Regions from separate parts of the Homo sapiens genome. Here region 1 is linked to region 2. A link is an interaction called in ENCODE POLR2A ChIA-PET data of the cell type or tissue named here. Cell type or tissue: PC-9. All regions are shown on one strand. Each heading gives the region's core, and the rest is flanking DNA. Links, peaks and the distances in the headings are about the cores only.

The links. ChIA-PET counts read pairs that join two places held together with the same protein. Peaks named below come from ENCODE experiments on the same cell type or tissue, not always from the same donor. Only the 100,000 strongest peaks of a DNase experiment are listed, where the experiment ranks them.
Region 1: POLR2A ChIA-PET joins it to region 2 with 5 read pairs; 2 of 35 experiments call an interaction of 5 or more read pairs at or near these places.

Annotation. Positions count from the first base shown.
Region 1 is chr17:39,572,612-39,575,523 of GRCh38, forward strand. LOC105371770 (a long non-coding RNA gene) reads right to left here and starts at 519. Exons shown (of 2, transcript XR_934745.3): 1 at 317-519. RefSeq lists a silencer at 1,010-1,279 and an enhancer at 1,945-2,519. In PC-9, for the core only: no CTCF peak of the experiment used is centred there; a DNase peak (open chromatin) is centred at 1,530; H3K4me3 peaks cover 1,051 bases.
Region 2 is chr17:39,832,931-39,835,842 of GRCh38, forward strand. All of the region lies in intron 1 of IKZF3 (IKAROS family zinc finger 3), which reads right to left. It also overlaps the pseudogene KRT8P34. Among named protein-coding and RNA genes, the nearest start is that of IKZF3, 30 kb to the right of the region's middle. RefSeq lists an enhancer at 2,466-2,912. In PC-9, for the core only: no CTCF peak of the experiment used is centred there; a DNase peak (open chromatin) is centred at 1,231; H3K27ac peaks cover 497 bases.

The DNA of each region.
Region 1 (2,912 bases), core at 135-2,634, 260 kb before region 2:
AGAATTGGCCAGAATCAGGAGTCCTATGGTCATAGGACTGACCCAGTCCTAGATTCTCCAAAAAATAAAACGAGATTTTTGGCTAGGTCCTTTCACCTCTGTGGGCCTCTAATTCTTCATCTTTAAAATGGGATCGATAATAGGGGTAATAATAATACCCAACTCACAGGGCCTTTGGGATAATAACACAGCCCAGGAAAGAAGCATCCAACCCACGGCCTGGAGCAAGGCAGGTGCTGCAGGAATATTTTATAACACCCCCCGTCAGCCCTCCAGCCAAGCCCCTTTATCCTGGGTAACACAAGGCTCTGCTCACCTCAGCCATTCTGGTCTGCCTCGCGCGCTAGACTGTGAATTCCTCTTGGCAGGATCTTGTTCATTTCTAATCACCGCCCGTTCCCCTCCCTAGTGTCTAGCCTGTGCTCGGGTACGTAAGTTCAACACACATTTAATAAATACGGCCAGGCGCGGTGGCTCACGCCTGTAATGCTAGCACTTTGGGAGGCCGAGGCGGGCAGATCACTTGAGGTCAGGAGTTCAAAACCAGCCTGGCCAACATGGTGAAACCCCGTCTCTACTTAAAGTCCAAAAAAATTAACCGGGCGTGGTGGCGGGCGCCTGTAATCCCAGCTACTCGGGAGGCTGAGGCAGGAGAATCGCTTGAACCCGGGAGGCGGAGGTTGCAGCGAGCCGAGGTCGCGCCAATGCACTCCAGCTTACCCAATAGAGCGAGACGCCGTCTCAAAATAAAATAAAATAAAATAAAATAAATAAGTGAGCGAGTGTATGAGTCGGCCTCCCAAGTCCTGAGAGGCTCAGAGCTTGACCCCCACCAGCAACCTTTGCCCGCACGACCATTTCCCCTGGGGTCCTGGCGGCGACCGCAATGGAGGGGAAAGAGGCCACTGCAGCTTTAAGATTTCTCTCGGGCGTCCCGGTTGCCAAGGCGCGGTTGCCAGCGCCCTGCGCGGAGCTGCGTCCTGCTTTAGCGCGCGGCCTTCGGGTTTCCGCCATCGCCGCCGCCGCCGCCGCCGCCGCCGGGCCGCGCCGGGCTCCGCTCCTCCGAACCGTCTGGCGGACTTGGCACCGGCCCCCGCTCCTCAGTGCCCCCGCAGTGCGTGGCAGGCTGCGGCTTCATTATCCTGATTGATTCCTCCTGCTCCCCGACACCATGGGGGCCCCGGACAAGGAAGGGAGGCGGAGGCGGCATCTGCAGGCCCCTTCCCCGGCCCTCGCCCCCAGCCGCTCCTCAGGCCACCCTGCTGTGGCTGGCCAGGCAGGGCGGGGATGGAGGACCGGCCCCGCCTCTGCTCTCTTGGTGGGCGGGGAGGGGAGGGCCCCAAGGGAGAGCGGAGCAGTGTCCGGTCGGTGCTCTTCCAAGGTTCCAGCTCTGGGCCGCGTACACCCTGCCTCGGCCCGCCCTCAGCAAAGATTTTGCGCCTTCTGAACCGGGAGGATATGGAAAGGTTGGGGTGGGGAAAGAACACAGTGGAGGACTGAGAACTTCAGGAAAACAAGCCCTGGTAAAACGGGAAAGGTGACATCTCTGAGGAGCGTTGGTCACGTGTGTCAAGGCCTGGTGACGCGTGTCTTATGTGCCTCCCTGGGCATCTTCTCAGTACAGTTCTCAGTAGAAGCAGGGGCAGGGTCTGGACCCAACCAACACAGGACACCCCGCAAGGATCTAAGCTTAAAGGAAGGCCAGGAGTCTGTGTGAGGGAGAGGACCTTTTCCCCAGAATCCAGCATGGTGTGCCCACCCCACGCCCAAACCAAGTACTGACACCTTAAAAAGAGCATCTGGGCCGGGTGCGGTGGCTCCCGCCTGTAATCCCAACACTTTGGGAGGCCGAGGCGGGCGGATCATGAGGTCAGGAGTTCGAGACCAGTCTGGCCAACATGGTGAAACCCCGCCTCTACTAAAAATACAAAAAAAAAAAATAGCTGGGCGTGGTGGCGGGCGCCTGTAATCCCAGCTACTCTGGAGGCTGAGGCAGGAGAATCGTTTGAACCCGGGAGGCAGAGGTTGCAATGAGCCAAGATTGCACCATTGCATTCCAGCCTGGGCAACAAGAGCAAAACTCCGTCTCAAAAAAAAAAAAAAAAAAAAAAAAAAAAAAAAAAAAAAAAAAGAGCATCTGGGGCCAGAACTGAGATTGGAGCATCTACTTAGTTCCGCCACTTGGTTTGTAGCCTGGGCAAGTCGCTTTACCTTTCTTAGCCATGGCTTATCCATCTATACAATAGGGATAAGCCAGTTGCCAATGACTAAATGGGATAATATGTAATGTGTAGATGGCAGGACCTTAAGTCCTCTGGCAAAAAGAAGAAAGGGAGATAAGGGGCTGACCTCTATCCCTGCTGCTGTTTTGGGTGGATACCTTGAGGGAGGTGAGTCTTCTCCATATGCTTAAATCCCTGCTTAACTGGAAGATTACCTCAAACCTTCCAGCCAAAGCCGCCCCATTGTCACAGTAGAGGGGCAAAACTGCTCTTTACCTCATTGGCATTGCACGGATTCAATATCTAGGTTTACACCAGGCTCTCTACTACTGTCCTTCTCTCCTTGGGTCCTCTCTTCCCACAATCCCTGACAGTCTCCCTCTCGTGCCTTGCCCCTGTCCTGTCCAAGGGCCAGACCTGGGAAGTTTCTTCCATAGACTCCAACCTTTGATCCCTCTCAGCCCTGGGAAAGAGGGAACTGGTGGAGAATTTGAGGCCGTTTAATGTATACCTGTCATGCTTGTGAATGTGATCTGAGCCTCTCTGGCAACTTCAGTGTCTATCTCAGGGCCTGTTTCCTCTTCTGTAAATTCATTATTCTTGCAACCCACATTGACTGGGTGACAACAGCAGGGCAGCATGGTGCACCCAGCAGGTTGGGAGTATGGAAAAAACACAGGATGGAAAGAA
Region 2 (2,912 bases), core at 203-2,702:
TCCCTGACTTGATTATTATATATTCTATGCATGTAACAAAATATCACATGTGCCCCATAAATATGTAAAATATTATGTATCAATAAAAAATTTTAAAAAAAGAACTGCACAGTTGAACATCCATTACTCACCCTCTGGATTCTACAATTAACATTTTGCTATTTTTGCTTTCTCACATATGTTTCCACCCATTCATCTCTCAATCCATTCATCGATCCAGCTTTTTCAACGCATTGCAAAATAAGTTGCAGATATCAGTATACCTCAGTCCTAACATTTCAGCATGATTATTATTAACTAAAATTCAATATCTGTTTACAAGATTTTAAAAAGTAAATTTTACATACAGTGATATGCATGGATCTTAAGTGTACCATTCAATGAGTTTTTAAAAATGCATATCCTCATGTAATGCAAACCCCTATCAAGATACAGAACATTACCATCATCCCAGAAAAGCTCCCTCACATCTCTTCCTAGTCAATTCCCACCCACATACTCCAGAGACAACTACTGTTTTGACTTTTTCCACCATAGATTAGTTTAGCCTATTTTAGAACTTCATAAAAACAGAATCACACAGACATATGGTATAAATTATTTTGCCCGAGGCTTCTTTCACTCAACATAATGTTTTGAGATACATCCATTCTGTGGTGTTTATCAGTAGTTCATTCTTTTTTATTGCTAAGTAGTATTCCATATGAATATCCCAGTTTGTTTATCCATTCTCCTATTGATGGACACCTAGACTGTTTCCAGTTTGGGCTATTTATAAGTCAAACTACTATGATATTCCTTTTTAAAATAATAAACTTTTAAATTTTAGAGTAGTTTTAAATTTATGGAAAAATTGCAAAGATAGCACAGAGAGTTCCCATATACCCCACACCCAATTTCCCCTATTATTAACATCTTATATTAGTATGGTACATCAGTTATAATTAATGAATATATATTCATACATTATTACTATCTAAGTATTCAGATTTCCTTAGTTTTCATCTAATGTCCTTTTTCTGTTGCAGGATCCCTTCCAGGATCCCACATTACATTTAGTCATCTTGTCTCCTTAGGCTCCTCTTGGTTGGGACAGTTTCTCAGACTTTCCTTGTTTTGATGATCTTGACAGTTTTGAGTACTGGTCAGGTATTTTGTAGAATGTCCCTCAACTGGGATGTGTTTGTTTTTCTCATGATTAGACTGGAGCATGATCATCCTTGCACAAGTATTTCTGTGGTCATATGCTTTCATGTCTCTTGAGTCAATACCTAGGTGTGGAATTACTGGGTTATAGGGTAGGAGGCATATATCTAGTTTCAACACAGTGAAACTAGAACTTGTTCAAAAGTGCTTCTTCCCTCTACTTTGGGCTTAACTTACTCTGCTTCTGCCCTCTTAAGGTGAAATTTTAGTGACTGACTTTATTCCTTTCTTCTTTTCTAATTGTAAACATTTAAAGCTATAAGTTTTCCTGTAAGCATTGCTTTAGCTGCATCTCATAAATGCTGATGTTTTGATTATAATTCAGTTCTAATTTCCCTCGAGTCTTCTGTGATCCACTGGTTATTTATAAGTGTTTAATTTCCAGATATTTGGGGGAATTCGGGAATTCTTTAGCTAACTTGTTATTGAAGTCAAATTCCATTGCACTACAGTCAGAGAACACAGTCTGTGTGACTGTAGTCCTTTTAAAAGTATTAAGACTGGTGTTCTTGGTGAATGTGCCATGTGTAGTTGAGACATATGTATGTTCTGGTTTTTGTTGGTTTTCTTTGTTTGTTTTGTTTTGCTTTGCAGATCTGGCTGAGGCTTTATTTTGGAGGAAAAAAAAATGATGTAATTGTTTTGTAGCTGGAGGCATGGGCAAGGGGGGTATCCCAGGCAGTAAACTCCCCATGGGTGGGCTGAGGGTTAGGGCTGAGCCTCAGGTGGGTCTCCTGTTCCCTATACTCCCCTGCACAGTGGCCTCCTCCACAGGCTCTGGAGAAGCCATGGGAGGGGGTAGGCTGGGAGGGGCTGCTATGGCCTTTCACCTGGGCAGGACATCAGAGGACTGGGACACCAGCTTCCCATCGTGGTCTTGATCTTCTTCACAACCACAGCCCTAGAGAAGCAGGCACAGCCAAAGGAGCTGGAGCCCCCGCCAGAGCCAAAGCTGGATCCCAAGCCATAGCTGAGGCCAGGGCTTGTAAGGCCCCTGTAGGCTGAGCTCAGCCCACCTGAGTAGCCCCTGGTGGTCTTCATATGGATACTCATGCTCTGCATCCCAGACTTCAGCTGGCTCTCCTTGCCCTCCAGCAACTTCCTGTAGGTGGCGATCTCAATGTCCAGGGCCAGCTTGATGGTCATCAGCTCCTGGTACTTGAGCAGCTGACGCGCCACGTCCTGCTTGGCCCACTGTAGGGCGGCCTCCAGCTTGGACCCCCTGGCATTGGCATCCTTAATGGACCGCTCCCCACACATACACAATGGCGGCCTCCAGGGAAGCCCTCTGGCCTTTGAGGCCCTCTGTCTCAGACTGGAGCCGGCTGATGTTCCAGTTTATCTTGGAGATCTCCGTCTTTGTACAACGCAGGTCATCCTGTGCTTCCCAGGCAGGGTCTGCAGCTCCTCATACTTGATCTGGTGCATGCTGTCAGCCTTGGCCTGGCTGCGGTTGGCGATCTTCTCATACTGGGCCTCGACCTCAGCAATGATGCCGTCCGTGTCCAGGGAGCAGCTGTTATGCGTGGACAGCCCCACAGATGTGTCCAAGATCTGGGACTGGAGCTCCCAGATCTCCTCTTCATACAGCTGCCTGAGGAAGCTGATCTTGTAAGCTTGCCATCCAGGTAAGACTCCATCCAGCTCCACCCTATTCATGTATGCCTCATCCACATCCTTCTTGATGAGGACAATTTTATTCTCCA